Regions from separate parts of the Homo sapiens genome. Here region 2 is linked to region 1. Evidence: read pairs that join two places in POLR2A ChIA-PET (ENCODE). Cell type or tissue: GM12878. All regions are shown on one strand. Each heading gives the region's core, and the rest is flanking DNA. Links, peaks and the distances in the headings are about the cores only. Region 1 overlaps PTPRS (protein tyrosine phosphatase receptor type S). Region 2 holds the start of LOC124904622 (a long non-coding RNA gene).

The links. ChIA-PET counts read pairs that join two places held together with the same protein. Peaks named below come from ENCODE experiments on the same cell type or tissue, not always from the same donor. Only the 100,000 strongest peaks of a DNase experiment are listed, where the experiment ranks them.
Region 2: POLR2A ChIA-PET joins it to region 1 with 6 read pairs; 2 of 35 experiments call an interaction of 5 or more read pairs at or near these places.

The regions. Positions count from the first base shown.
Region 1 is chr19:5,314,347-5,330,181 of GRCh38, reverse strand. The region is part of intron 1 of PTPRS (protein tyrosine phosphatase receptor type S); the gene reads left to right. Among named protein-coding and RNA genes, the nearest start is that of PTPRS, 19 kb to the left of the region's middle. RefSeq lists enhancers at 1-28, 7,698-7,967, 9,491-9,990, 9,991-10,492. In GM12878, for the core only: a CTCF peak has its summit at 8,102; a DNase peak (open chromatin) is centred at 7,871; H3K4me3 peaks cover 552 bases; H3K27ac peaks cover 939 bases.
Region 2 is chr19:5,478,592-5,494,426 of GRCh38, reverse strand. It overlaps LOC124904622 (a long non-coding RNA gene), which reads left to right and starts at 6,784. Exons shown (of 2, transcript XR_007067106.1): 1 at 6,784-6,844; 2 at 12,150-12,449. In GM12878, for the core only: no CTCF peak of the experiment used is centred there; no DNase peak of the experiment used is centred there.

The DNA of each region.
Region 1 (15,835 bases), core at 5,164-10,163:
CCCTGCAGTCACTCGGGGGCCCACGATCAGAAGGGGCTGCATTTAGATGGATGCTCTGTTGATGCCGTCTGGAAATTCTTAATAATTTTTTTTTTTTTTTTTTTTGAGACAGAGTCTTGCTCTGTCACCCAGGCTGGAGTGCAATGGCGTGATCTCGGCTCACGGCAACTTCCACCTCCTGGGGTCAAGAGATTCTGCCTCAGCCTTCCAGGTAGCTGGGATTATAGGCATGTGCCACCATGCTCGGCGGCTAGTTTTTGTATTTTTGGTAGAGACAGAGTTTCAGCATGTTGGCCAGACTGGTGTTGAACTCCTGAGATCAGGTGATCCACACACCTCGGCCTCTCAAAGTGCTGGGATCCCAGGCGTGAGCCACCATGCCCGACCTGGAAATTCTTAATTTTTTTTTTTTTTTAGGAGATGGAGTGTTGCTCTGTTGCCCAGGCTGGAGTGCAGTGGCATGATCTCAGCTCACTGCCAGCTCCACCTCCCGGGTTCACGCCATTCTCCTGCCTCAGCTTCCCCAATAGCTGGGACTACAGGCGCCCACTATTACACCCGGCTAATTTTTTGTATTTTTAGTAGAGACAGAGTTTCACTGTGTTAGCCAGGATGGTCTTGATCTCCTGACCTCGTGATCTGCCCGCCTCAGCCTCCCAAAGTGCTAGGATTCCAGGCGTGAGCCACTGTGCCCGGCCTTAATAATTTTTAAACAAGGAAAACCCCACGGTTTCATTTTGCACTGGGGGCTGCAATTCTGTAGCTGGATTGTTAGCTACGATGTAGCCAGAGGCCACTTCCCACAGTGGCTGGGAGCAAAGATGTTATCGGCCAGGATGTGTTTTTGCCCCTTACGAGCTGTGTGACTTCGGGGAAGTCACTTTCCCTCTCTGGATGGCACCCTCAGACTCCTCTCTGTGGGCCGCTGGCCTCATCTCTCCTCCTCTTCCCCTCCCCTTTGTCCGTTCCACTCCATGTAGACCTATCCTTCTCCTGTTTCCACCTCCAGGCCTTTGTCCTTGCTCTGCCGGGAGCTCTGTTTCTGGCCAGGCCACCCCTACCCCGCCATTGCCTCCCGCACCCCGTTTTGTTTTCCCTCACGATATCGCTCTGTCTGCAACCCCTTTAGGACCTAAGCTCCGCCACACCTCACCCGCCCCTCCAGATCAGCCCGTCTGGCTCCTGGGAGCTACCGCCTGGCCTGCGTGTACCAGCATTGCCACGTCTAATGACCTTGATCAGGCAGGTAATGATGGGGAAAGCCCTGCCTCGGCAGCTCACAGCAAGAGCCCCCTGGTCCTGCTCTGAGAGTACTCGGAGTGGGTGATGTTGCAGGGAGAGGCAGCCACAGTGACCTCAACCTCCTGAGTAGCTGGGATTACTGGCACGCACCACCATGGCTGGCTGTATTTTTAGTAGAGACTGGGTTTCACCATGTTGGCCAGGCTGGTCTTGAACTCCTGTCCTCAGGTGATCCACCTGTCTCAGCCTCCCAAAGTGCTGGGATTAAAGCTCAGCTCACTCTGCCCTTGGGCAGGGAGGCCAGGAGACTGGGTTCCCAGCGGAAATGCTGTGTGCTCTCAGCTACTTGCTCACCCTCTCTGAGCTGATGAATATCCGTAGTGTCTGGCAAGAAGTGGTAAGGGCCGGGCGCGGTGGTTCACGCCTATAATCCCAACACTTTGGGAGGCTGAGGCAGGTGGATCACCTGAGGTCAGGAGTTCGAGACCAGCCTGAGCAACATGGTGAAACCCCTTTTCTACTAAAAATACAGCCAGCTGTGGTGGTGCACGCCTGTAATCCCAGCGCTTTGGGAGGCCGAGACTGGTGGATCACCTGAGGTCAGGAGTTTGAGACCAACCTGGCCAACATGGTGAAACCCAGTCTCTACTAAAAATACAGCTGGCCGTGGTGGTGTGTGCCAGTAATCCCAGCTACTCAGGAGGTTAAGTCAGGAGAATCGCTTGAACCCGGGAGGCAGAGGTTGCAGTGAGCCAAGATTGTGCCATTGCACTCCAGCCTGGGCAATAGAGTGAGACTCTGTCTCAAAACAAAAACAAAAAAAAACAAAAGAAGTGGTAAGGAATGGCTTTGAGGGTGATGTCTCTGAGTAATTGGCTTCAAGCCAGGGGTCTGAGGACCAGTGTCAGGAGGTCAGGGAACTCTAAAACAGTCTGTGAGATTTCTTGTCTCCTGAGGAGAAGGTGAGAGGCCCAAAGGGTCTGGGGACCCCCAGAAAGTGTACAGTGGTTGGGCCAGATGATTTTAAGAGTCAACCAGTACCCGGGCATGGTGACTCATGGCTGTAATCCCAATACTTTGGGAGGCTGAGATGGGAGGATTGCTTGAGGCTAGGAGATCGAGTCCAACCTGGGCAACATAGGAAGACCCCATCTCTATAAAAAGTAAAAAAATTAGCCGGGTGTGGTGGTGTGCACCTGTAATCCCAGCTACTCAGGAGGCTGAGGTGGGAGGATTGCTTGAGCCCAGGAGTTTGAGGCTGCAGTGAGCTATGATCATGCCCCATTGCACTCTGGGTAACAGAGCGAGACCCTGTCTCTAAAAACAAAAAGAACTGAGCCAGGCCTGATGGATGTTGGGCACCCTGTGTGTCTGGCCAGACAGGTGGAGAAGTTACTGAGGAGCTCACCAGGAATGGGCCAGGGGATCTTTGGGGGATCGGGTTTAGCATTTGAATGGTGCAAGTTTGAATCATGTCTGAGCTGCTTGTTCAGTGTGACCCTGGGGCAGTGGTTTCACCCTCCAGGGCCTCAGTTTTCTCGTCTGCAAAATGGGGGTGAGGCTGTCTCTTGGGTAGAAGGGTCTTGGTATTGGAAGGATCTATGCTAAACACGCTTGGAGTAAGCCCCAAACTGGCTAAGATATCATAAAATACAGCTTGATGATCAGTGCCCTCTGGAAGCAAGGTCGCAGGACCTGCATATGGGGCTTGGGGGCGCTGGGGAGTCGCTGTGTCCGGGGTATTGAGTTGCGCTTGGAGTGTGCCCACTGCAGTGCGGAGAGCAGATTGGCGGGCACCTACGGCAAGCCCTGCGCAGACCGAGTCGCAGGGCAGGCTGCCACGCTGGCAGGAGCTGGGCTGGGAGTGCGAGCGGGGCTACCCTTGGACCACCTCAGCCTCAGTGGGGAAACTGAGTCACGTCAATGTGGACAGAACCCTCAGCAGGTGTGGAGGGTCAGTTGTGACTCTCTAGGTCTGTGCCGAGGTCACTCTGCAGGGTCTTTGGACTCTATATCTGGTGTTTTGCTGCCCCATCGCCTAAGGACTAGCTAGCTTGCTTGCTTCATTCCTTCTTTCCTTCCTTCCTTCCTTTTTCTTTCTTTCTCTCTTGTTCTTTCTTTACTTCTATCCTCCCTCCCTCCCTCCCTCCTTCCTTCCTTCTCTTCCCTTCTTTCTCCTTCCTTCTCCCTCATTTTCTCTTTCTCTTCTCTTCCTTTCTTTTCTTCGTTTCTTTTTTTTTTCTTTCTTTTTCTTTTGACAGCATCTCACTCTGTCACCCAGGCTGGAGTGCAGTGGCACGATCATAGCTCACTGCAGCCCCAAGCTCCTGGGCTCAGGCGATCCTCCCGCCTCAGCCTCGCAAAGCGCTGGGATTACAGGCACGAGCCACCGTGCCCAGCCAGTACTTGACACGTTTTGTTTAAACCCATTCTCTTTTAAAACGTAAAAGAGAAAACTTTGTCTTGCTCTTGTGAACGGAAACCTGGTATGTCCTTGAAGGTACAACCTTAAAAATAAATGTGGTGAGAGCAAAACAAGGGCATTAAATTCTTGCTGCTTTTGCCTCTGTCTGTTCCAGGCTGAAAGCTGAAGCCTGAGCACCCCTGAGGTGTTTAAGACATCCTAGCACCCACCTGAGGCTTTTAGCCTTAAGCCCAGCACAGAATGACCCCCTTGCTGGTTGAGTCAGTATTTTGTTTTGTTTTCTTGAGATGGAGTCTCACTCTGTCGCCCAGGCTGGAGTGCAATGGCCCGATCTCGGCTCACTGCAACCCCCACCTCCCGGGTTCAAGCGATTCTCCTGCCTCAGCCTCCCGAGATGCTGGGATTACAGGCGTGTGTCACCACATACGGCTAATTTTTGTATTTTTGGTAGTGACAGCGTTTCACCATGTTGGCCAGGCTGGTTTCGAACTCCTGACCTCAAGTGATCTGCCTGCCCCAGCCTCCCCAGGTGCTGGGATTACAGGCATGAGCCACCATGCCTGTCCCAGTGTTATTGAATGTGACTACAACTGTTTGGGGCATCTCCTGGACTTTCTGGGAGGCTGAGCCCCTTCTGCCTTCGGCCTGAATTTCTTGAACTGAGCGTTGCTTCCCCATGGCCTGGGGAGAAGGTGATTTCTTCCTGAATTCAATTAATGAGCCTATTAAAAACTATTTATTTTCCCTGACAGTTGTTTACTGAGGAGAAGGAGATGAATTGGCCGGTGTCCTCGGCAGGCAGGAAGGAGGCTGAATGGGGGTGCTTGGTGGCTCAGCCCCAGTGCTTGGGGAGCACAGATTGCCGGTGGGGGCCTGTCCTTGGGGACGCCTTGGGCAGAGCCTGTGCTTGGGTCGTGGCCACTGCTTCTGACCTTGGAGTCTTTTGGGAGGTGGATGTTGGAATGAGTGAAACCGTCGTGGTGTGGAGGCAGGGGGCCGGCCCCGATGACGTCTCTCTTCTCTTTCCAGGTTAAAATGTCTCAGATGCGCTGGTTTGAGACCCAAGACCTGGCCCCATGGCCCACATGAGATATTGTGGCGGGATCTCCCAATATCCCATCATATCCCCCGACTCCGTAGCAGTTGAACTTTACAATTTTTATCTGGGCACATGGCCACCTGGGGGAAAGAAAACATTTCTCAGTGCACCTTGCAGCTGTCTGTGCCATATGATTCAATGCTGACCCATGGCGTAAATAAGCAGGATTTTCTGGAAATGCCTTTCAAGAGAAGTGGCACATGCTCCTCTCTACCTGTCAGCTGGAATATGGAGATGATGGCAGGTGCTCAGGCAGCCATTTTGGACCATGAGGCAGGTGTCATAGATAAGAATGGGGGATCAAAGAGGTGGAAGGGGCCTGGGCCCCAGTGATTGTCGGGGAGGGGAAAATAACCCTGAATGGCCAACCTGGCAGCTTCCCTTAGGTGAAAAGAGAAATCATTCCTTATTTGTGCTTTTTCTGGCATTTGCAATTCAACTGGATCCAAACGGTGGCAGAACATGAACCTTGGGACACCTTCTGGGGATGTGGCTCTCCTGGGGATGTGGCTCTTCTTGCCCCTGTGCTCCAGAGACCCCAGACTCGAAGTTTTGCAAACAGTGTGAGGATGGGGATGATGGTGAACGACCAAGCATGATGGGTGCTGACACGGATCCCACCTCTAGCTGAGTGCCTCGTGGTCCTGTTGAATCTGCACAGCCCTGTGAGAAGCCTGCAACCACTGCCCCACTTTCGCAGATAAGGAAACCGAGGCTCAGAGAGGGGATGTGACTTGTGCAGGGTCACACAGCAAGTAGAGTTGAGTTAGGATTGGGCTGACCCCACGCTTTGTGGCAGGGCTGCATCCTGACACACCTGGGGGCCTCCCCCCTTTAACCCATGGGTCACTACCTCCTTCTCCTCTCCTCCTCCATTGCAACCATCAGATCTGGCCCTGGTCTGATCAGCTGCCGCCAGCCTGGGACAGGCCAATAGGGACATGAGAGTGAAAACTGTGTCCCCTTCCATACACAAAATGCTCCCAGGCACAGGGGTCACTGTCTTCTCCTGGGTCCTGCCAGGGGAAGCGGGTTTCAGGTTCAGAGTACAGAGCCTAAGACCCTAAAAATAATACAAGCCAATGTATGCTGAGCACTTGCTGTGTGCCGGACTGTGCGCTGAGTACTGTACACAGGCCAGCTTGCTTTCCCTTTTTTTCTTTCTTTTTTTTTTTTTTTTTTTTTTTTTGAGGCAGGGTTTCGCTCTGTCTCCCAGGCTGGAGTGCAGTGGCATAATCTTGGCTCACCACAGCCTCTGTCTCAGGTTCAAGCGATTCTCCTGCCTCAGCCTCCCGAGTAGCTGGAATGACAGGCACGTGCCACCATGCTGGCTGATTTTTGTATTTTTTGTAGAGATGGGGTTTCACCATGTTGGCCAGGCTGGTTTTGAACTTCTGAGCTTAAGCATTCCACCCACCTTGGCCTCCCAAAGTGCTGGTATTACAGGCATGAGCCACTGCACGTGGCCTTCATTTTTTCATTTTTGTTCTATCCTCTGCCTCCACCTGGTCCAGCTCCCATCATCACCTGGACCAACACGGTCACCTCTGCTCTGGTGTGACCCCAGCCCTCATTCCCACAGTCTGTCTTCCCACAATGACATCTTTCAGTTCTTGAGTCAGGTCCCATCCCTCCTCTGCCTATAGCCCTCTATGGCTCTCACCTCTTGGGGGAAAACCCCAAGTCCTCCCTGTAGCCCACCAGGCCTTGCACAACCTGCTCCATCCCTTCCCTGCCGTCCCCTCCTTCCTCTCTCCCCGTCCTCACTCTGTTCCAGCCACACGGGCCTCCTCGCTGTTCCTCCAATACACCAGGCATGGTCCCGCCCCAGGGCCTTTGCACAGTCTGTGCCCTCTGCCTGGAATGCTTTTCCCCAAACAGCAACCTCCCTGACTTCCTTCACGTCTCAGGTCACTTTTAAATGAGGCCTCCCCGATCACCCTATTTAAACTTGCAGCCTGCCCCACCACCTAGTTTCCTGTCTTCCCCCTTCTGCTCTCTTTGACTCAAAGCCCTTGCCACCATTTCTCTGTTGAATGCTTTTTTGTTTGTTTTTTTGAGACGGAGTTTCACTCTGTCACCCAGGCGGGAGTGCAGTGGTGTGATCTTGGTTCATGCAACCTCTGCCTCCCGGATTGAAGCAATTCTCCTGCCTCAGCCTCCTGAGTAGCTGGGATTACAGGCATGTGCCACCATGCCCAGCTAATTTTTCTGTATTTTTAGTAGAAATGGGGTTTTGCCATGTTGGTCAGGCTGGTCTCAAACTCCTGACCTCAAATGATCTGCCCTCCTCGGCCTCCCAAAGTGCCAGGATTAGAGGCGTGAGCCACCTCTCCCAGCCTCGAATGCTTCATACTCATTATCTGCTTCTCTCCTCCTCTACCATGTCCATGGCAGCATCTGCACACAGTAGGGCTCCAGGCATACATTTTGCCTAAGCAGCTCTTCCCAGGGGAAGAAATGAGGCTCTGAAATGCATGAGGTCTGTTTTTTCTTTTTCTTCTTCTTCTTCTTCTTTTTTTTTTTTTTTTTTTTTGAGACGGAGTTTTGCTCTTGTTGCCCAGGCTTGAGTGCAATGGTACGATCTTGGCTCACTGCAACCTCCACCTCCCGGGTTCAAGCGATTCTCCTGCCTCAGCCTCTCGAATAGCTGGGATTATAGGCGTGCGCCACCATGCCCGGCTAATTTTGTATTTTTAGTAGAGGCAGGGTTTCACCATGTTGGTCAGGCTGGTCTCGAACTCCCTGCCTCAGGTGATCCGCCCGCCTCAGCCTCCTAAAGTGCTGGGATGACAGGCATGAGCACCGCGCCCGGCCGCCTGAGGTCTTTCTGCGGGCTGGAGGCAGTGCTTGCGGGGAGCAGGTGGCTTCCACGTTCTTGCTTTTAACCACCCCCAACCCGGGAGTCGGCCAGTCGGGGCGGGCTCGAGTCGGTCCCCGCGGCTGCTTCTTCCTCCCACCCCCGCATTCTCACCTCAGCCTCCAGAAATAGCCCCTTTAAAATAGCCACGTCCTCGAGTTCCGGGGCCTCTGCCTGCCCACGGACGTGGTGCTGCGCTGACGGGCCAGCCTCCTGAGTGCTGTGGGGTTTTTAAAAATATAGCTGGTGTTAGGTGATATTACCTCCCTTTTAAGCCTGAAAAAGCCCAGCCACCAACAGGGCTGTGTGTCACTGTGGATACTCCAGCAAGGCACGGCCGCGAGGGTGTCTGCTGTGCAGAGCTGGGGAGGGCTTCCGCTAAAGGCTCACGCCAGCTCAGGCGGGGACCGTGGGGCCTGCAGTTCCCTGTCAGGTCAGGAAACCTCAGATTTGAGGCTCAGTGCTGCCTCTTGCCGGCTGTGTGACCTCTGGCAACTGTTGAAACCTCTCTGAGCCTCAGTTTACCCAAATGGAAATGGGGACAATTTCAGGGTTTGGATAAATGGTTAAATTTCTCTGAGCCTCAGTTTATTTGTGAAATGGGGACATCTCAGGGTTTGGGCAAATAGCTGAACTCAGCCTCAGCTTACCTATGTGGAAATGAAGACAGTTTTGGGGCTTGGATAAATGGTTCTATTTCTCCAAGCCTCGGTTTACCTGTTTGTAAAATGAGGACATCTCAGGGCTTGGGCAAATAGCTGAACTTCCCAGCCTCAGTTTACCCATCTGGAAATGGAGACAATTTTGGCGCTTGGATAAATGGTTCTTTCTCTGAGCCTCAGTTTACCTGTTTGTAAAATGGGGACATCTCAGGGCTTGGGCAAATAGCTGAACTTCTCAGTCTCAGTTTACCTGTCTGGAAATGAGACATCTGAGGCTTCTCCACTCTGGGCCTGGCACACAGTGGGTACTCACGAGGCACGAGCCAAACTCCTTACAGCACTGAGGCCTCTACAAAATGACCCTGTAGTCGATCTGGGTCAGGGTTTAGTGAATTTAGCATTAGCTCTGAGCCTGCCACTTCTAGGCGGTAGATCCTTCAGGAAATCGCTTCCCCCTTGAGGGACTCAGTTTTCCTCATCCCTAAAATGGGCCCATGTCACTGGGTCGGGAGACATCAGGGAGATGAAGCATAGCTGCCCTTTTCCCCAGGTCGGAATGCTCCGTAGACGTGACTCACATTTCCCTGTTACCTTGATTTATTCTTTTTATTTTTCTTTGTTGAGACAGGGTCTTGCTCTGTTGCCCAGGCTGGAGTACAGTGGCATGATCATAGCTCACTGCAGCCTCAACCTCCCAGGCTCAGTTGACCCTCCTGCCTCAGCCCCCTGAGCAGCTGGGACTATAGGTGCACACCACCATGCCTGGCTAATTTTTTTGTTGTTGTTTAATTTTTTGTAGAGACAAGGTCTTGTTATGTTGTCCAGGCTGGTCTCGAACTCCTGGGCTGAAGTGGTCCTCCTGCCTCAGCCTCCCACAGTGCTGGGATTACAGGCATGAGCCAGCACCGGGCCCTTGTTTTATTCTTCTCATTCGTTGAGACTGTGTTGATTAGTGGCCAAAACCAGATTCTAGGGCCAGATGGCTCTGTCCCTTAGTAGCAATGACTCCACCTCTCTGGGCCTCAGTTTCCTCATCTGGAAAATGAGGATAATGATAACCTCAACCATCCAGGCTCCCTTGGGAGGATCTAGTGAGTTCATAGGGTGAAGCCCTCAAATCAGGGCTGGGCTCAGCATGAGGACAGTGTGACGATTGTAAAGAAATCCAGGCCGGACGTGGTGGCTCACGCCTGTAATCCCAGCACTTTGGGAGGCTGAGGTGAGCAGATCGCCTGAGGTCAGGAGTTCAAGACCAGCCTGATCAACATGGCGAAACCCCATCTTTACTAAAAAGATACAAAAATGAGAGCCCAGCATGGTGGCGTGCACCTGTAATCCCAGCTACTTGGGAGGCTGAGGCAGGAGAATCGTTTGAGGCAGAGTTTGCAGTGAGCCAAGATCACACCACTGCACTCCAGCCTGGGGGACAGAGCGAACTCCGTCTCAATTAAAAAAGAAAAAATCCATTTATTTGCTAGATGTTTATCAGGCTTGTCCCTACACTGGCCACTTCCCGGGAGCCGGATAAGCCAAGTGGATGGTGCTTGTGTCAGCCTGTGTGTTTGGCTTCAAGGTCCGTGTACCCCCTCTCCCACTGGGGCAGGGATTAAACCTGCCGGAGGGACCTGTCCAGCCAAGGCCACGGGCACTGGCTGCCGCCCCTGCTTCCTGCTGTGTCACAACAGGTGTTGAGCCGCCGGATGGCAGAGGGCAGGGGCCTGGCTTGCCAACAGGGACAGGAAGGCCCCGGCTGGAGTAGGCGTGGAGGCTTCCGCCGTCAGCCTCCGGGGTCTCAGCGGCTGCTTTGGCCGCAGCCACTGCCTCCGATTTTGCGCTTTCCATCATCTGGGGGGATTTCTCAGATGCCTCCTGTCCACCAGGCTCTGTGCCGGGACCCTGAAGCAATAAAGGGGATGGCTTTGTGGATCAGGGAGAGAGATGATAGGCAAAATACGATATATAGCACGTCAGGGGTGATCAGAGAAAGCAGTAAAGGAACAAAGGGGACTCGGGAGGGAGGCATGAGGGTTGTCATTTTTAATGGGGCTGTAGGGACGGCTTCATTGAGGAGGTGATGTTTGAGCAAAGCCCTGATGGAGGTGAGGAGGAACCAAGCAGATAACGTGGGGGAAGAGCATTCCAGGCAGACGGCACAGCGTGTGCCAAGGCCCCGGGGCAGGACCACGCCTGGCGTGTTGGAGGAACAGCGAGGAGGCCTGTGTGGCTGGAGCCCAGTGAGTGATGGGGAGGGGAGAGGAGGCAATAGGTCATGTAGGGTCTTGTGGGCTGCAGGGAGAACCCTGGGCTTTGAGCCCTAGAGAGGTGGGAGCTATGGAGGGCTGTGGGCAGAGGAGGGACAGGACCTGACTCAGATACTCATGGTTGATGCCAGGGATGGACCAGGTGAAGGCAAAGGTGGGTGGTGGGGAGAAGAAGCAAGTGGATTTGGGATAGCTTTTTAAAAAAAAAAAAAAAAAAAAGACAAGGTCTGGCTCTGTCGTCCAGGCTGGACTGCAGTGGTGCAGTGCAATCTTAGCTCACTGCAACCTCCACCTCCTGGGCTCAAGTGATCCTTCTACCTCAGCCTCCCAAGTAGCTGGAACTACAGGCGCACACCACCACGCATGGCTAATTTTTTAATTTTTAGTAGTGATGGGTTTTGCCATGTTGGTCAGGCTGGTCTCGAGCTCCTGACCTCGGGTGATCTGCCCACCTTGGCTTCCCAAAGTGCTGGGATCCCAGATGTGAGCCACTGCGCCCGGCCTTGGGATGGCTTTTGAAGGTAGAGTATCCCTCCTTTTTTTCTTTCCATGTCTGGGGTTAGTGGCCAGGCTGAGCTGATGCTTTCTCTTCGATCCTTCCATTAGAAGTTTCCAGAACTCAGAATTTCAGGGACAAATATGGAGGGGAGGGCAGGCCAGGCCCTTGCCCTCCAGGGACTCACTGTCTGTTAAATGGAGAATACAAACAGATCAAGAGATTGCAGTGTGGGCCTCTCACTTAGCAATTCAAGGGGAATAGGGTGCTAGACACCCTGACAGCCTAGGCCAGGAAAAACTTTTTTAAAAATAACATCAGCTGGGCCCAATGGCTCATGCCTGTAATCCCAGCACTTTGGGAGGTTGAGACGGGAGGATCACTTGAGCCCAGGAGTTTGAGGCTGCAGTGAGCTGTGATCTCACCATTGTACTCCAGTCTGGGTGACAGAGCGAGACCCTGTCTTTCAAAATAAAAACAAATAATAACAACCACCACCAAGATAATATCTGCAGTCTATCAGCTGCTTCTCAGGTGGTGTGAACAGCTCTGTGTGCCTTTCGATTCAGTCTTCACAGCAGCCATGTGAGGGGAGGAAGAGACTTTTATACCCATTTTACAGATGAGGAAACTGAGGCCTAGAGAGTCGAGTCACCTGCCCAGGGTCACACAGCATGGCCAGACTGCCTTGCTGTTGGACCTAGCTGGGGTGCAGCCTGTTCTGTCCTGTCCTCATTCCGTCTCGCAGCATTTCACGGTCATCATTCCATCATTTCTTCTTCTTCTTTTTTTTTTTTTTGAGACAGTCTCACCTTGTTGCCCAGGCTGGAATGCAGTGGCACAATCTTGCTCACTGCAACCTCCGCCTCCTGGGTTCAAGCGATTTTCCTGCCTCAGCCTCTAGAGTAGCTGGGACTACAGGCAAGCGCCACCACACTTGGCTAATTTTCATTTTTTTTTTTTTTGGAGACGGAGTCTCGCTCTGTTGCCTAGGCTGGAGTGCAGTGGCGTGATCTCGGCTCACTGCAACCTCCACCTCCTAGGTTCACGTCACTCTCCTGCCTCAGCCTCCTGAGTAGCTGGGACTACAGGCACCTGCCACCATGCCCAGCTAATTTTTTGTATTTTTAGTAGAGACGGGGTTTCACCGTGTGAAGCAGGATGGTCTCGATCTCCTGACCTCATGGTCCGCCCGCCTCGGCATCCCAACGTGCTGGGATTGCAGGCGTGAGCCACTGCGCCTGGCCTAATTTTCATATTTTTAATGGAGACGGGGTTTCACCATGTTGGCCAGGGTGGTCCCGAACTCCTGAGTGCAGGTGATCCACCTGTCTCAGCCTCAGTGCTGGGATTACAGGCATGAACCACTGCACCTGGCCCCTTACTAATTTCTAGGTGGGCCACACACCCCACCCTCTTACTTTAAAGATCTATGTGAGTTTGGGTTCTCTTATTTGAGATGTTTGCTTGGGCCCTGCCCTGCCCTGTCCTATTTTAGGAAAATTTGTGCTGTCAGTAGCCACCTGGACCAGTGGAAAATCTAGGATTCTGTTAGTCCTGGATTCAAATCCTGCCGTCACCTCTTTCCTAGCTGTGTGATTTTGCGGCCATTGCCCAACCTCTCTGATTGCTCATTTCCTGTGCAATGTTTTGTGTTTTTTGTTTTTGAGACAGTCTTGCTCTGTCTCCCAGTCTGGGGTGCAGTGGCACAATCTCGACTCACTGCAACCTCCACCTCCCAGGTTCAAGTGATTCTCCTGCCTCAGCCTCCCGAGTAGTTGGGATTACAGGCGCGTGCCACCACGCCTGGCTAATTTTTGTATTTTTACTAGAGATGGGGTTTCCCCATGTTGGCCGGGCTGGTCTCGAACTCTTGACCTCAAGTAATCCACCCACCTCTCCCTCCCAAAGTGCCGAGATTATAGGCATGAGCCACTGCGCCTGGCCAGGCTCAGCTATTTATTTGTTTACCCAAGTAATATTTTCTCAGTGCCTGCTATGCATGAGGCATTGTTTTGGGTAGAGTGGTTCTTCCTAATGTCCCGCCATGGCCACTCCAGCCCTCAAAGTGTGAGTTGACAAACCCTGATGTTTGGGCCATGGGAGGGTGAGCAGGAGCCCCAGCTATAGTTGGTATCCTTCGTGGATCCCTCAGAACAGACGTCTCAGCGTGGCTAGGAGGAAAATCCCGGGGCAGTGGGGCAGCCGCCCGTGGGAGAAGCCAGGTCCCCGGTGCCTGGGAGTGCAAGCAACAGTGCTATGTGTGCAGAACCCCAAATCACAGCCGGGTGCCAGAACCCCAAATCACAGCCGGGTGTGGTGGCTCATGCCTGTAATCCCAGCACTTTGGGAGACTGAGGCAGGTGGATCACCTGAGCTCAGGAGTTCGAGACCAGCCTGGCCAACCTGGTGAAACCCCGCCTCCATTAAAAATACGAAAATTAGGCCAGGCGCGGTGGCTCATGCCTGTAATCCCAGCACTTTGGGAGGCCAAGGCGGGTGGATCAGTTGAGGTCAGGAGTTGGAGACCGGCCTGGCCAACATGGTGAAAACTCTTCTCTACTAAAAATAAAAAAATTAGCCGGGCGTGGTGGCGTGAGTCTGTGGTCCCAACTACTTGGAAGGCTCAGGCAGGAGAATTGCTTGAACCCGGGAGGCCGAGGTTGCGGTGAGCCAAGATCACAGCACCACACTCCAGCCTCGGTGACAGAGCGAGACTCCGTCTCAAAAGAAAAAAGAAAGAAAGAAAAAAAAACCCAATCAGCAAATCTGGGGCAAGAGGCATTCAGGAGAGCTGGACTCGGGACACAGGACTTTTCAGGAAACATGAACCATTTATTTGACTTACATTTTCCATTTACGTATGTAGTTCAGGAAAGAAAAGTGTTCAAAACCTGTGTCCAAAAGAGTATTAAAAAGCCCTTTCTCACAGTGGCTAATCTGTAATCCCAGCACTTTGGGAGGCCGAGGCTGGAGGATTGCTTGGGGCCAGGAGTTCCACATCAGGTGGGGTAGTATAGCAAGACCCTGTCTCTACAGAAAATTTTAAAAATTAGCCAGGTGTGATGGTGTGTGCCTGTGGCCCCAGCTACTGAGGAGGCTGAGGTGGGAGGGATCGCTTGAGGCCAGGAGCTCTAGACTAGGCAGGATAAGATAGGACCACCCCCCACCCCGGCCCCAGATCTGTGCAAATTTTTTAAAAAATTAACTAGGTGTAATGGCGTACAGCTGTGGTCCCAGCTACGCAGGAGGCTGAGGTGGGAGGATCGCTTGGGGCCAGGAGTTCCAGATCAGGCAGGGCAGCATAGCAAGACCCCATCTCTGCAAAAAGTTAAAAAAAAAATTAGCTAGGTGTGATGGCGTGTGCCTGTGTTCCGAGCTCCTCAGAAGGCTGAAATGGGAGGATTGCTTGGGTCCAGGAGTTCCAGATCAGGTGGGGCAACATAGCAAGACGCCATCTCTGCAAAAAACTAGCCAGGTGTGATGGCATTTGCCTATTGTCCCAGCTACTCAGGAGGCTGAGGTGGGAGGATCGCTTGGGGCCTGGAGTTCCAGATCAGGCAGGGCAACATAGCAAGACCCCATCTCTGAAAAAAATTTTAAAAATTAGCCAAGTATGATGGTGTACACCTGTGGCCACAGCTACTCGGGAGGCTGAGGCAAGAGAATTGCTTGAGGCCAGGAGGTCAAGGCTGTGGTGAGCCATGATTGTGTCACTGCATTCCAGCCTGGGTGATGGAGTGAGACTCTGTCTCAAAAAAAAAAAAAAAAAAAAAAAAAAAAAACCCTTTTCAAATAAAAATTCTCCATGAAAAGAAAATTCAGACCAATTTAAGTGGCAGGGTTTTTTATTTCTACTTTTGCAATAAAATATGGAAATTGCTGGAGATTGATAAGGGAGGGGAATAGAGAATGGGAGGCTCTGGGCGTGAGTGATGGGAGGAAAAGTCAGGGAAGGCTTCCTGGAGGAGGTGGCGGTGGCTGATCTAAGAAGTGAAGGTAGAGAAGGAGTTAACTGGGCAGTGAGGGGAGGGAAGTGTGTTCTAGGCAGATGGAACAGCATGGGCAAAAGCTTCCCACACAAGGTCTTTGTGAAGCATCAGTTGTTTCACTTTGTGGCCTGCACTGGGCCTAGTGCATAGTAGGTGCTCGCTAAATGCATCATGGTAGATATTCAGTTGGTGGGAACTGTCCTCAGTCCCAAATCTGAATGACGCCATGTGGGTGTTGCTTTCCAGCAACCACGTTCTGAATGATCCAAGGGTCAGAGGTTTGAGGTTCATCTGAAGCCCCTGATCTAAGCCCCTGATCTGAAGCCCCTGTTGAGCAGGGATAACCTGTGATGTCTCGAATCTTCAGCTCTCTGCCCTGGCTACTAACAAGGCTCTGTCCTCAGGCACAAAGTGGACTTGAAAGGTGGAGAAACAACTTGAAATGTGGAGAAACAGCTGGGTGTGGTGATTCATGCCTGTAATCCCAGGCACTTTGGGAGGCCAAGGCAGGAGGATCACATGAGCCTAGGAGTTCAAGACCAGCCTGGGCAACATAGTGAAATGCTGTTTCAAAAAAAAAAAATTTTTTTTTAAATAAATAAATAAATAAGAAAGGTGGAGAAACCCACATCAAACTGACATTAGTGAAAAGCTGGGGAGTTGATTGGCTCTTGAACCAAAAAGGCTGATGTTAGAATGGACCACCTTCAGGCATAGTTGGATCCAGGGGCTCAAACAAGATAAGCAGATCCAGAGAGATTGAGCCATTTATACCTGAGGCTGCACAGCTAAGAGGAG
Region 2 (15,835 bases), core at 4,716-9,715, 160 kb before region 1:
AGTCTCGCCCTGTTGTCCAGGCTGGAGTGCAGTGGCGCGATCTCGGCTCACTGCAACCTCTGCCTCTGGGGTTCAAGCTGTTCTCCTGCCTCAGCCTCCTGAGTAGCTGGGATTACAGGTGTGTGGCACCACGCCCGGCTAATTTTTTTGTAGTTTTAGTAGAGACGGGGTTGTACTATGTTGGCCAGGCTGGTCTCAAACTCCTGATCTCAAGAGATCAGCCCTCCTCGGCCTCCCAAAGTGCTGGTATTACAGGAGTGAGCTACTGTGCCTGGCCATCATCTATTTTTTTTTTTTTTAAATAGAGACAAGGTCTCACTCTGTTGCCTAGGCTGGAGTGCAGTAGCACGATCATGGCTCACTGCAGTCTTGACCTCCCAGGCTCAAGTGATCCTCCCACCTCAGCCTCCTGAGTAACTGGTACCACAGGCACACACCACAACACCTGCTGATTTTTTTTTTTTTTTTAAAGAAATAGCGTCTTGGCCGGACGTGGTGGCTCACGCCTGTAATCCCAGCACCAGCACTTTGGGAGTCCGAGGCAGGCAAATCACTTGAGGCCAGGCATTTGAGACCAGCCTGGCCAACATGGCAAAAACCTGTCTCTACTAAAAATACAAAAATTAGCCAGGCGTGGTGGCAGGTGCCTGTAAGCCCAGTTACTCAGGAGGCTGAGGCAGGAGAATCGCTGGAACCCAGGAGACAGAGGTTGCAGTGAGCCGAGATCACACCACTGCACTTCAGCCTGGGTGACAGAGGGAGACTCCATCTCAAAAAAGAAAAAGAAAAACAAGATTATTAGTATACAGAAAAGGCCGAGGACTCAGACAGAAGAGGGTCCCTCAGTCACCTGGGAATCCCTGTGGGATGACATTGGGTTGACGGCTTTTGAGCTCCATCTGGACCCTCTGACCAGCCTCTAGCCCTCTCCCCTCCTCCCTCGTCCTGGGAAGGGGCCCTAAACCAGGAGTTTGCTTCGGCAGCATTGGGTAAACTTGTGCAAACACCTTTCACTCTCTGAGCACCCCTGAATCCTCCATCCCTCCAAAGTGGGGACATAAAGGGCCGCTTCTTAGTGACAAGGCACAGAGACAGCAGGCATGTCCCTCAAGGTCACACAGCAAATCGGGGAGAGAGAGGGGAATGGGCCCCGTTGGTCTCTGCCTTCCTTCCCAAACTCTTCAGCTCGGGATGGTTGACAGCTGTCTCCCCTGGCCTGGACTTACCAGTGTCTGGCAGTCAAACTGTCAGGAAGACAGGCCAGATGAATTTGTTTTTCTGAATATCTCAATGCAGCGCCGGGAGCCAGGTCCACCCGCCCAGTGCCCGACTTCCCCGCCGCAAGCCTCCCCTCGCCCCCCACCAGCCTTTGTCAATATCTCAAAGTGGCAGGCGAAATCCCCTTCAATGGAAACCTCGGCGAATCTTTTCTTTTACCCTCAGTATTTGTTTATTTTCCTCCCTCCCTTCTCCTTCCTCCCGCATCTCAGAGAGGAAGCGATTAGATTAACGGGCAGAGGAGGACAAGAAAAGACGAACAAAGACGCCCGCCTTTTGGGCCCAGCCGCTCAGAATGGGGGATTTGCAGGCGAAGAATGTGGACGGGGGTGAAAGTGGAACGTGGAATTGAGTGGGTTGAATGGAGCGGCCGAGCAGAGGATTTTACCAGCTCAAGGGACAAAGGCGCCGGCCGCAGGGCCTCCTTGGCGAAGCCAAGCTGCCAACACCTGCTCCTTTTTCAGGAACCACAATAGGGACTTTAAACATCAGCTGCGGCCTCCAGGATCCTGACAGCGCCTGGCCCGTGGGGCTCAGCAGTCCAGGGGGTTGCAGGGACATAAAGGGCAGCAGAAGTCCCCCCCTCCGAGCCCAGGGCTGCGAGTGGGGGGCTCTGGCATCCACCAGCTTGGGTCTGAATCCCAGCTCTGCTATTCATTCATTCATTCATTCATTCATTCATTCATTCAGTGTTTCCTGAGCACCTGCTATGTGCCAGGCCTGATTCTAGGACCCCAAGGACCCAGCAGTGAATTAGCCAGAAACAAAATTCCTTGCCCCCGTGTGGCTGACCTTCAAACACACCGTGCGACCTTGGGGCTGTGGCTTTGCTGCTGTGGGCCTCGGTTTTCCACATCTGGAAATGGAATGATGTTCATGCACACCTCACGGGAAGTTAGGGTGGTCAAGCAGCCCCCAGAAAAGCCTGGGCCAGAGTGGGTGTCCCTAAGTGTTAGCTGACATTAGATGCTCTCCCCTTCGGCCTTTTTTCTTTTTGAGATGGAGGCTCACTCTGTGGCCCAGGCTGGAGTACAGTGGCATGATCTCAGCTCACTGCAACCTCCGCCTCCTGGGTTCAAGCGATTCTCCTGCCTCAGCCTCCCGAGTAGCTGGGACCACAGGCATGCACCACCACACCCAGCTAATTTTTTGTACTTTTTTCCTTTTGTAGAGATGTGGTTTCACCATGTTGCCTAGGCTGGTCGCAAACTCCTGGGCTCAAGCCATCCTCCCACCTCAGCCACCCAAAGTGTTGGGATTACAGGCGTGAGCCACCGCGCCCGGATGGCATGGCTGATATCTGGGGCTGTGTTACTCTCTGAGGTGGGGAGTGTCCTGTGCGTTTTAGGTTGTGCCACAGCATCGCTGGCCTCCACCCATTGGATACCAGCAGCACACCCCCGCTACGGAGAGGTGACAAGCACAAATACCCCCAGACATGGTCAAGTGTCCCTTGGGGGGCAGAATCACCCACAAGGAGAACCGCTGTGTTACATCACTCCCCGGCCCAAGGTTAGACTACAGGACAGACTTCCCACTGCAGCCCTCCCCCGCATCTTCTGCTGGAATCCTTTCCCTTGGCCTCCAGGGCCTTCTCTGTCGTCCAACTCCATGCCCAGCCACTGGCCCCTGAAAAACAGGGAGCCCAGCCCTGGAGCCCACCCCCATCCTCTCCCCGGCATTGGATTATCTGTTCCTGGGGTCGGACAGAATGCCTGCATCTATGTGATGTGGACATATTGGTGTCTTTGGGGGTTGGGGTGGGGAAGGGGTCAGGCTAAGGGGCTGTCCTGTCCCTTCCTCTGCTGGGGAAATCATGAGCTGAAGGCTGAGTCTCTGAGGGAGGCCTCTGTCCCTCCCCCTGGCTGGGGTGCAGGTCAGGACCTAGACTGGCAGAAGGGGGTGCTTCAGGGCAGAGAGATGGGCCATTTGAGGTCCCGATACCTTGAGATCCAGGGTGTTCCTAGTACCTCCCACCCCAATGCATGCATGCATTCATTCCTTCATTCATCAGTATTTTTATTTTTATTTATTTATTTTTTTTACTGGAGTCTCTGTTGCCCAGGCTGGAGTGCAGTGGCGCGATCTCAGCTCAGTGCAACCTCCGCCTCCTGGGCTCAAGTGATTCTCCTGTCTCAGCCTCCCGAGTAGCTGGGATTACAGGTGCATGCCACCAAGCCTGGCTAATTTTTGTGTTTTTAGTAGAGATGGGGTTTCGCTATATTGGCCAGGCTGGTCTTGAACTCCTGACCTCAAGTGATCTGCCCGCCTCGGCCTCCCAAAGTGCTGGGATTACAGGCGTGAGCCACCATGCCCGGACCCACATTCATCAATATTTACCTCCCTTTCCTGGTGCCCGAACCTGTGCTGGGCTCTGGAGAACCATCAGTGAGCACCACAGACCTGACCCCATCCACACATGGCTCACAGTCCAGGCAGGAGGCGGACCCAGGAAAGGGTGGTTCCGACCTGGGTGATTAGAGAAAAGAGGGGGTCTCTGGGCCAGCCTGGAGGTCAGAGGAGGTGACTGAGTCTGGAAGAATAAGAAGTGGTTCATTGGGTGAAGTCAAAGCACAGGGAGGCTGAGCAAACCTTAGAAGGAGCCTTCTTGGGGCTGGGTGCGATGGCTCACACCTGTAATCCCAGCACTTTGGGAGGCTGAGGCAGGAGGCTCACTTGAGCCCAGGAGTTCGAGACCAGCCTGGGCAACATAGTGAAACCCTGTCTATACAAAAAGGTACAAAAATGAGGCATGGTGGCACATGCACCTATGGTCCCAGCTACTCTGGAGGCTGAGGTGTGAGGATCACCTGAGCCCAGGAGGTCGAGGCTGCAGTGAGTCAAGATCTTGCCACTGCACTCCAGCATGGGTGACAGAACGAGACCCTGTCTCAAAAAAAAAAAAAAAAGGAGCTTTCTGGGGAGGACGGATGGGAGGCTAGAGGCCAGGGAGGAGCCAGGAACTGGAATCCGGGCAGGAGGGGGTCCTGGGGACAGGTGGGATAGGATCTGGGGAGGGGATGAGGGCGAGAAGAGACCAGGTCGACATCTGACTTTCTGGTTCAGGGACCAGGCAGACACGGGGAGTAACCCTGAGAGGTTTGGGAGTGACACTGAGGTCAACCTGCACCCTGCTGGCTCTGATGTCCTGACAGGGGTCCCTCTGGGCTGTGGTGCTGTGGTAAACAGCAGTGGGGGAACCCTGCAGACAGTTCGTCCTGAACACCCCGACAGCCGATTGACGGGTCTTTATTAGCTGGAGAGCTGCGTGGGTTTAAAATAGCATCGTGGCAACAACAAAAGCAATCTGCCTCCTGAATTTTCATTCTGAACGGGTGATCTGCTTTTAATCAAGCAAGGCATCCCAAAATGCTCCTAATTACCCCGAGTCAAGGGCTCGGCAGTCATTTCGATGTCAGCATTCAGGCTGGCGTGATTAGATTTTCACCAAACGAGGGAGCTCGGCCAGAGCTCGATGTCAGGGTGAAGCCAGTCCTGGAATGTCCGGGGTGCCCTGATTTGGAACTGGGGGATGGAGGCTGCAGGGCGGAGACAAACCTCAGGACAGGGGAGTCGATTTCAGACTTGATCGGTGGCTTTGAAAAACCCTCTGTCCCTTTGGGGGCCTCAGTTTCCCCATCTGTACAACGTGATGATGGTGATGATGAAATGAGATAGCAATTGAAAACGTTTTTTAAATTTTTTATGGTTTTTTTTTTTTTTTTTCTGAGACAGAATCTCACTCTGTCGCCCAGGCTGGAGTGCAGTGGCGCAATCTCGGCTCACTGCAAGCTCCGCCTCCCGGGTTCAAGCAATTCTCCTGCCTCAACCTCCCGAGTAGCTGGGATTACAGGCATGCGCCACCATGCCCGGCTAATTTTGTAGTTTTAGTAGAGACGGGGTTTCTCCATGTTGGTCAGGCTGGTCTCGAACTCCCAACCTCAGGTGATCCACCCACCTTGGCCTCCCAAAGTGCTGGGATTACAGGCGTGAGTCACCGTGCCTGACCCAAAGGTGCATCTTATATTTGACGGCATCTCAGAGCCCGTGGAATACAGTGACAAGTAGGTATGTGGCAGGGTGTGTTAGAAGGTGAGAAATGCTATGGAAGGAAAAAAGAAAAGATGATGCTTTCAGGCTGGGCGCAGTGGCTCACGCCTGTAATCCCAACACTTTGGGAGGCGGAGGCAGGCAGATCACCTGAGGTCAGGAGTTTGAGACAAGCCTGGCCAACACGGTGAAACCTCATCTCTGTGAAAATACAAAAATTAGCTGGGTGTGGTGGTGCACACCTGTGATCCCAGCTACTTGGGAGGCTGAGGCAGGAGAATTGCTTGAACCGGGGAAGCAGAGGTTGCAGTGAGCCGAGGTGGCACCACTGCACTCCAGCCTGACGTGCAGGGCAAGACTGTGTCTAAAAAAAAAAAACAACAACAAAAAAAAAAAACAGAAGCTAAGGGGCAGTTCTGGGTGTCTGGGATATAAAATCCCCCCACGATGGCAAGTACACAGCGGCTCGTGCCTATAATCCCAGCACTTTGGGAAGCTGAGTGGAAGGATGACTTCAGGTCAGGAGTTTGAAACCAGCCTGGGCAACGTAAAGGTGTGTCTTTTTTTTTTTTCCCGGCAGAACACATCTCTGCAAAAAATTTAAACATTAGCCAGGTAGGCCGGGCGTGGTGGCTCATGCCTGTAATCCCAGCACTTTGGGAGGCGGAGGCAGGCAGATCACCTGAGGTCAGGAGTTTGAGATAAGCCTGGCCAACACGGTGAAACCTCATCTCCGTGAAAATACAAAAATTAGCTGGGTGTGGTGGTGCACACCTGTGATCCCAGCTACTCGGGAGGCTGAAGCTGGAGAATGGTGTGAACCCGGGAGGCAGAACTTGCAGTGAGCCGAGATTGCGCCACTGCACTCCAGCCTGGGCGACAGAGCAAGACTCCATCTCAAAAATAAATAAATACATAAATAAATATAATCCCAGCACTTTGGGAGGCTGAGGTGGGCGGATCACGAGGTCAGGAGATCGAGACCATCCTGGCTAACACGGTGAAACCCTGTCTCTATTAAAAATATAAAATACAAAAAATTAGCTGGTGTGGTGGCGGGCGCCTGTAGTCCCAGCTACTTGGGAGGCTGAGGCAGGAGAATGGCGTGAACCCAGGAGGTGGAGCTTGCAGTGAGTCGAGATTGCGCCACTGCACTCCAGCCTGGGCGACAGAGTGAGACTCTGTCTAAAAAAAAAAAAAAAAAAAAAAAAAAGAAAATTAGCCAGGTATGGTGGTGCACATCTGCAGTCCCAGCGACCCAGGAAGCTGAGGCAGGAGGATCACTTGAGATTGGGAGTTCGAGGCTTCAGTGAGCTATGATCGTGCCGTTGTACTACTCCAGCCTGGGTGACAGAGCAAGACCTTGTCTCTTAAAAAAAAAAAAAAGAGAGAGAGAAATCTTCCCCCATGTAATAATGGTGAGATCATAGAAGGAACTGGAAGCATGGGGATGGTGGCTCTATGAGGCTACTCTGGGGAGCTACTAGGTCTCCTTGAAAGATTTAAATCCCAACAGGTGAGTTTGAGAAGCTTTAGGGCTTGAGGTTTGTGGTTTCTCTTGTGGTCTCAAGTCCCGTTGGTGGAGATGATAAACCATGTGGCTGCAGACCCTTGGAACGTCGTATCATGGCCAGGAGGAAGGTGGATTGTGGGCAAAGGCAGACTCTGCAATCAGACAGGTCTGGCAGGAAATTCCAGCTATACCTATTCCCTGCTATGTGACCTTGAGTGAATTATGTCCCTCCCTGAGCCTAGTTTCCTGGCTGGTAGAATGGAGACCATATCAGCTCTTGGGGCCGGGCATGGTGGCACACGCCTGTAATCCCAGCACTTTGGGAGGCCAAGGCAGGTGGATCACCTAAGGTCGGGAGTTCGAGACCAGCGTGACCAATATGGTGAAACCCCGTTCGTACTAAAAATAAGAAAAATTAGCCAGGCGTGGTGGTGCACACTTGTAATCCCAGCTGCTCGGGAGGCTGAGGCAGGAAAATCGCTTTAACCCAGGAGGCAGAGGTTGTAGTGAGCTGAGATCGCGCCACTGCACTCCAGCCTGGGCAACAGAGTAAGATTCCGTCTCAAAAAAAAATCAGCTCTTACCCCATAGCATGAGTGTGCAAATTCAATGTAAGCATGTAAACTCTCAAAAGAAGCGCTGTGCAGAGCACCTGGACCACAGCAAGGACTTGATAAATGTTACCAGTTAGGGTCTGGAGTCTTCCTTTTTGCCTAGGATCTATGCCACTGTCTGCCACCTTTTTCTGTGGTATCAAAAGCCTCCATTCCTGTTGTATCTGTTAGGATAGGCTTGGTTTTGCTGCAGTAATCAAACAGCCCCTATGCCTCAGAGGCTAAGAACATCCAAAGTTTATTTCTCACTCACATTGTATATGCAATTGTGACCTTTTGGGCCAGGGACTTGAAGATTATCACTTCCCTCCAGGACCCTGGCTGATGGAGCAGTCACTGCCTGGAACTTGTTGATTTCTGTGGCAGAAGAAAACAGGGTTCTGGAGGGTATTTCATTAGCAGCTAATTGTTGTATTTTGAGTAGAGACAGGGTTTCACCATGTTGTCTAGAACCCATCCTACATTCCCACTCAATCCAACCCATTGCAGAAGCCAGGAAGTTCAATCCCAAACTGTGCTCATGTAATAGCCGTAGCTATGACATCCACCAAATCTCTTTGACATACAACCCTAAGCACTTCTTTTTTTCTTTTCCAGAGACAGGGTCTTACTCTGTTCCCCCAGGCTGGAGTGCAGTGGTGTGATCATAGCTCACTGCAGCCTCGAACTCCCGGCCTCAAGTGATCCTCCCGCTTCAGCCTCCCAAGTAGTTAGGACCAGAGGTGCACACCTCCATGCCCAGCTAATTTTTAAAAATTTTGTATAGGCCAGGCACGGTGGCTCACGCCTGTAATCCCAGCACTTTGGGAGGCCAAGGAAGGCAGATCACGAGGTCAGGAGTTCGAGACCAGCCTGATCAACATGGTGAAACCCCGTCTCTACTCAAAATACAAAAATTAGCCAGGCGTGGTAGTACGTGTCTGTAATCCCAGCTACTCAGGAGGCTGAGGCAGGAGAATCACTTGAACCCGGGAGGTGGAGGTTGCAATGAGCTGAGATTGTGCAGCTGTACTCCAGACTGGGCGACAGAACGAGACTCTGTCTCAAAAAAAAAATTTGTGTGTGTGTGTGTGTGTGTAGAGACAGGGTCTTGCTACATTGCCCAGGCTGGAGTGCAGTGGTGCCATCATAGCTCACTGCAGCCTCATCTCCCAGGCTCAAATGATCCTCCTGCCTTGGCCTTCCAAGTACCTGGGACTACAGCCATGTGCCACCACACTTGGCTAATTTTTTATCTTCTTGTAGAGACAAGGTCTCACTGTGTTTCCCAGGTTGGTCTCAAACTCCTGGCCTCAAGCAGTCCTCTCACCTTGGCCCCTCAAAGTGCTAGGACTGCAAGTGTGAGCCACTGTGCCTGACCAGCATTTATTTCTCCTTCTCACATCTGCAGATCAGCTGGGCTCAGTTCTACCCTGTGAATTGGGTCAGGCCGGGTCCATGTGTTTTTTTATCTTCCTTGGCTTAGTGGCTTTTCAAGGCATTTTTGACCCAGGGCTAAAGGTTGGAGCAGGAGAGGTCATGTAGAAACATGCAGTGACTCTGAAGACCTAAGTGCAGAATTGGCACACTGTCACATTCCCTCACATTGCCTTGACCAAAGCAAGTCACGTAGCTGGGATGGCCTCAGTGGGTCAGGGAAGGGCATTTCTCCCGTAAACTTTGGGAAGAGGTTGAATGAAATTTGCTGAAGAATAATCTAGTCTTCTATGTTTCAGAAGGTAAAGATCAAGAAATATTTGACAAGACCACTATTAATTACCATGCAGACACCATATACATAAATGTCAGGTTGTAAAGTGAAAAGTCCAGGGGTATATGGACTTCAGGAATGGCTGGATCCAGAAGCCCCCTTTTCTTAGTGTCTCTGCTCTGTCTTCAGGCCCTTACAAGACGGCTGTAGGTTTGAGTCCAGCAGGGAGAGCCTGCATTTTGATACTTCCTTTTCAGGTGTCAAATCTCTCAGATAGCATGCAACGAAGAAACAGCAACCTCTATCGCTTGATTGACACATACAATGAGCAAATTATAGGCTTCTTTCTCACTGTTCCCTTGCACTCTCCGTCACACTGAGCAGCTCATCTTCTGCAGAACAGGCTCTTGTTTCCACAGGTTCCCCCCTCCCCGCGTTTGCTCACACAGTACCTCCCCACCATGTTCCCCAAGGGGGATCAGATTATACAAACTAAGTATCACAGGCTCCCAGGGGGCCAGGCTGGAGTTCTTTGTATGGATTCCTGATCCTGCAGCCCCTTCTCAGATCCTCCCACAAGTGCATTTGCTTGGACCCAAGTCCGCCAGGCTGGAATGCGAGCCTCTTGGCTGAGGTCAGAATATGAGGGCGGCAGGCAGCATGGAGTTTGTTTAATTGATTTGCGCTTAACTGGCTGCCTTCCCGGATGGGCCCTGGAGGAGGGGGCAAGGTGGATTCTGGAGCTTGCTTTGGGCACTTTGCTGACTGGCGCACCTCCCCGGGTCCAAGGATGCTGGGATTCTGCTAAGGCTCAGTGCAGAGCCCAGCCCTCTGGAGGGATCCTAGGCTAGGGAGAGAAAGAGCTAGACTCAGGCACTCCCAGCCTTAAGCACCAAGGGCTGGGCAAGAAGGCATGACACAGCAGTGAGAGCACCTTATGGGGAGTCCAACAGACCTGTGTTCAAATCCCCGCTTGATCACTTATCCACTATAACCTTAGCTGAGCCACTTCAGCTTGTATGCCTCAGTTTCCCCATCTGTATAAATGAAGGAAGACACAGCATCTAACTCATGGGGCTGTTGCAAAGAGTGAACACATGACAGCAGGGGCTGGCAAGCTTTTTCTGTAAGGGGCCAGAAAGTCAAAAGTTTTGGCCAGAAAGTCAACTCTGCCAGTCGTGTAAAAGCAGTCATAGATGATAGCTGAGCAAATGAGCATGGTTGCATGCCAGTAAAACTTTATTTGTTGATGCTGACATTGGAATTTCATATTTTCATGTGTCCCAAAAGACAAGTTTTTATTTTATTTTATTTTATGTTTACTATTTTCTTTTTTTTAGAGACGGGGTCTCGCTCTGTCACCCAGGCTGGAGCGCAGTGGTGCCATCATAGCTCACTGTAGCCTCGAACTCCTGGGCTCAAGGGATCCTCTCCCCTCAGCTTCCTGAGTAGCTGGGACCACAGGCTCACACCACTACACCCAGGTAATTTTTAAATTTTTGGTGGAAATGGGGTTTTGCTATGTTGCTCAGGCTGGTGTCTAACTCCTGGCCTCAAGCAATCCTCCCGCCTCACCTCCCTAAACACTGACATGACTACAGGCATGAGCCACTGTGTTCAGCACCACAATATTATTTTATTTTTTCAACTATTAAAAAAGTTGTCCGGGCGCAGTGGCTCACGCCTGTAATCCCAGCACTTCGGGAGGCCGAGGTGGATGGATCACGAGGTCAGGAGATCGAGACCATCCTGGCTGACGCAGTGAAACCCCGTCTCTACTAAAAATACAAAAAATTAGTCGGGCATGGTGGCAGGTGCCTGTGGTCCCAGCTACTCAGGAGGCTGAGTCAGGAGAGTGGTGTGAACCCAGGAGGCGGAGCTGGCAGCGAGCTGAGATTGCACCACTGCACTCCAGCCTGGGTGACACAGTGAGACTCCGTCTCAAAAAAAAAAATTAAAAACAGGTGTTGGACTGTATTTGTCCCTGGCTGACTTCTGAAGTACAGCATTTACAAGAGCACTTAGCACATAGAAAGTGATCAACAAATACTGCTGCTATTATTATTATTCTTGTTTTTGATCCCGAGTCACAAAGGAGGCCTCAGAGCCAGGATGTGAGATCTAATGAGGACCTCAAACATCCATTTTACGAATGAGGCTGCTCCGCTTCTTAGCCCTGTGGCCTGGAGAAAGTGGTTTCACCTCTCTGAGCCTCAGTCTTCCCATCTGTACAATGGGTACAACATCACCTCCCTAAGAGGCAAAGTAATGACCCATTCCTCCACCCTCTTGTATTATCACTCTGCTCTCCTGGTGTGAACATACATCTCTGCTTCATGCTTCTGGGCCTTTGTTCTTGCTGGTCTCTCCAGCAAGAACCCACTCCCCCTTCTCACCCATTGGCTCTGTCTCAAACTTGGGGATCAGCACAGAAAGTGCCTCCTCCAGGATACCTTTCCCAACCCCACATTGGATCAGGAACCTTTTCCAACCTCCCTTATCACAGCAAATGTCAGACTAGGCTGGGAGTATCTGTGCTAGACATAGAAAAATCCAGGGCTGGTACTTTTCTGGGTACAAGGCTGGGCAAAAGTGGGGCACCACAGATATAGATGGAATTTAATGTCTTTCTTTTTCCCTTCCTCCCAATTCCCAATCTCTCTTACTCTCAGCTCCTCCTTCCCCCCTCCTTTTCTTCCTTCCCTGTCTCCCAGAAACCCCTTGGGGCCCAGAGCCATTGAAAACTCTTGCTCTCTTTATCTCCTGTGGCAGACAGATCCTAAAGTGGCTCCCATGATTCCTGCCTTCTGGTGTTCACATCCTGTGCATAATTCCCTACTCTTGAGTGTGGGCATGACCTGTGACTTGTTTCTCATCAACAGTATATAGCACAGGTGACAGAATGTTGCTTCCATGATTATATTACCTTACATAAGACTCTATCTGGCTAGCAATCTCACTACTCTTTTTCTCTCTTACTGGCACATGGTCACATTGTGAACAGCCCAGGGTGGGGACCACATTGCAAGGAACTGTGGGCAGCCTCTTGAAGCTGAGAGCAGAATTCAGCCAATGGCAAGAAGCCAGGCACCTCAATCCTGCAGCCACAAGGAAATGAATCCTGCTAGCAACCCGAGAAGGCTTAGAAATGGATCCTTCCCCAGTCGAGCCTCTGATGAGACCATAGTCCTGGTTGACACCAAAACTGTAACCTTGTAAGAAACCCTAATGCAGGGGCCCCAGCTAAGCCATGCTCAGATTCCCAATCCATGGGAACTGTGAGATAATAAATGTGTTGCTTGAAGCTGCTAGGTTTGTGGGTACTTTGTTACACAGCAATAGCTAATGGATACACCTCCATTTAAACATTTCCTTCAAGGCTCTTCTACAGCACAGGTGCAATCCAAGGAGTCCCAGATCTCCCACCCGATCTCCCTGGGCACCACCTTCATGAGGCCCATGGCCATGGGGTGAGGTGTGGCTGCCTTGGGTCTCTTGTAAGCAGGGCTGTGCAGCAACAGCCAGAAAGGGGTGGCTAAGGACATGGTGGCTCTTGTCCCCAAGCCTGTTGGATCCAGACCACCTGCCCTTGGGCAGAAGAAAGCAGCAGGACCATGGGACCTCATCCTAGGCAGGGGCTTTTCCATGGTCGCCCTGGCTCTTGGGATGTGTCTGCCCTGGACAATTGGTTCTAGTGTGGGACACTTATAACTGTCATTGACTCATGAGATGCCTGCCATTCGTTGGCCCAGACAGAGAATTCAATCACACTGAAGAAAGAAAAAAATTCATTCTCTTCTATTCTCTTTCCATTCTGCAGAGCCACTCTGTCCAATATGGCAGTCACTAGCCATGGGTGGCTGTTTACATTAAATTAATTAAAATCAAACAAAATTTGATAGAAAGCAGAGTCTCAAAGAGATACTTGTACACTCACATTCATAGCAGCATGATTCACGATAGGCAAAAGCCAAAAACAACACAAGTGTTTCATCAGACGAATGGATGAGCAAAATGTGATCTATGCATAAAATGGAATATTACTCAGCCTTAAAAAGGAAGGAAATTCTGATACAGGCGATGACATTGATGAACCTTGAGGACATCACACTCAGTGAGAGAAGCCAGACACAAAAGAACAAATCTTGTGTGACTCCACTCCTAGGAGATCCCTAGAGTCATCAGATTCACAGAGACAGAACGTAGGATGGGGAGTGCCAGGGGCTGGGGAGGGGGGTGGGGAGTGAGTGTTTCATGGAGATGGAGTTTCAATTTGGGAAGATGAGAAAGTTTTGGAAATAGTGATGGAGTTTCTCCATGTTGGCCAGGCTGGTCTCGAACTCTTGACCTCAGGTGATCTACCCGCCTCGGCCTCCCAAAGTGCTGGGATTATGGGCGTGAACCTCTGCGCCCAGCCTTGATTTTCCTTTTAAAGTGCCAGGGGGTCTCTGGTTTACAGATCCCAGCCAATACCTGGACCTGGGAGAATTTAGTAACTGGGTTTTGTTTTCCCTGTGAATCCCACAACTGTTCTCTGAACAGCAGCCAGAGGGCGCCCGTGAGCACCTAAGTCAGATCTCGTCTCTCCTCTGCCCACAGCCCTCAATGGCTCCCACCTCCCTCAGGGTCAAAGCCCAAGTCCTCCCCGAGGCCTACCAGGCCCTGCACGACCTGCCCCAGCCCCTCCCTGCCCTCTCCTCCTCCTTGTCTCCCCCTCACTCACTCTGCTCCAGCCACATGGGCCTCCTCGTTGTTCCTCCAACACCCCAGGTGAGGTCCTGCCTCAGGGCCTTTGCACAGGCTGTGCCCTCTGCTGGCAAGCTGTTCCTTCCAAAAGCCATGTGGCAGCCTCCCTAGCCTCCTTTGTGTCTTTGCTTCAGTGTCTCCTCAGTGAAACCCTCATCTGCATCCTAACTGAAAGCTTCAAGCCCTACTCAGAATTGACAGCCCCCTCCACTTCTACCCTTCAGACAAGAGAGCCTGGGACTCCCTCAACAGTGCTCTGAAGCTAAGAGCCTAGGATATCCCGGCCTGCCCACGACCTTGTCCTCAGCCTGGCCTTTCCCCAGCTCGCTCTGCCCCTCCCTGCAGCAGTTCAGAAATTCGTCTGGCGCACAGATGCCAGGTGGGAAAATTAATTGGGCCTTCCTGGGGCTGCTCTCTCTGCTCCCCCGTCAATAACAGCCGTAAAGCGGGATTTATGCGGCCGCGCTGGCTCCTGATGGAAACTGGGAGGAGGGGCAAAACATTCTAGAAAAGTCAATCCCTCGCCCAGGGAGCCGCCGGTGGCTGGGGCTCTGGGACCAGAGCCATCTCCCTGCTGCCCTTCCCTGGGTTGGGTGGGCGGGGAGGGAGGACATCGTCCCGGCTCTCCCTGTCTCTGGTTGGGAATCACATATCTAATTATATCTCACATGTGGGCCGGGCACGGTGGCTCACGCCTGTAATCCCAGCACTTTGGGAGGCCGAGGCAGGCGGATCACTTGAGGCCAGGAGTTCAAGACCAGCTTGGGCAACATGGTGAAACCACGTCTCTACTAAAAATACAAAATGTTAGCCAGGCGTGGTGGCAGGTGCCTGTAATCCCAGCTACTGGGGAGGCTGAGGCAGGAGAATCGCTTGAACCTGGGAGGCAGAAGTTGCAGTAAGTTGAGATTGTGCCACTGCCCTCCAGCCTGGGTGACAGAGCAAGACTGTCTCAAAAATAATAATAATAATAATATTATATCCCACATGTATAAGCACCTGTTGTAGGCTAGGCTCCGTCCCATGTGTTTTTGGAACATCAACATATTTAAAATTGGGAGGCAGGAATTTTTATGTCCCTTTTACCAACAGGGAAACAGTGACACAGAGAGGTCAAGCAACTTGCTGAAGGTTGCACAGCGAGAAAGCAGCAGAGCTGGGATTCGAACCCCGGGCTGTTAGGCTCACATTTGACATTCTCGACCACTTAAGCACGGCCCACTGCAGCTTTTATATGTCTGGTATCTACATTGCAACCCCTCAAGGCTCCCAGAGTTGAGATGGTTGGGCTGAGTGTACCAGGAGGTGAGGGGTGCAGTTTGGATTTGAATCTCCATGGTGGTGGATGTTCTCTCTCATGTCTAAGACCGTTGTTACTGAAGGCCTCCTCTTTTCCTACTCTGGGTAAGAAAGGAGGGGACATCTGGGTGTCGCCAGCTTCCAAACTTTATTCTTATTTCTTTTCTTCTGAGCCAGTTGCTGTGGTTGCCACAGTTGTCCCTGGCTTAGGGGTTTGTGGGGACTAGCATGTGAAAGGATGATACAGGCAGTTGGGAAAGCCACAGTCACATCTTGATTTAACTGAGGGCTGCTGGCTACAGAGGATTTAACTGAGGGCTTCAGGAGCTATTGCATGAAGCCTGCTTGAAACTCTTACATCTGCTGATCCCTCTGGTGTCCGTTGCTTTTCCTTTCCTCTCCCTCCTCAGTAGAGGCTCTTCGAGGCACCCCTGGGGAGGTCATGTAGGATCTGAATTCAAATCCCAACTGTGCTGTGTGACCTTGGGGAAGCGTCTTCCCCTCTCTGGGCTCAGCATTCTTATCGGAAACCCGGGGCTAATAGCAGTAGGGTTGTGCAGGCACATGGAGCAGGCATAGATAGGAGAAAGTCCAGCGCTGACTGAACACGCGGTGGGCTTTTAACTATTTTTCTTACTGTTTTTA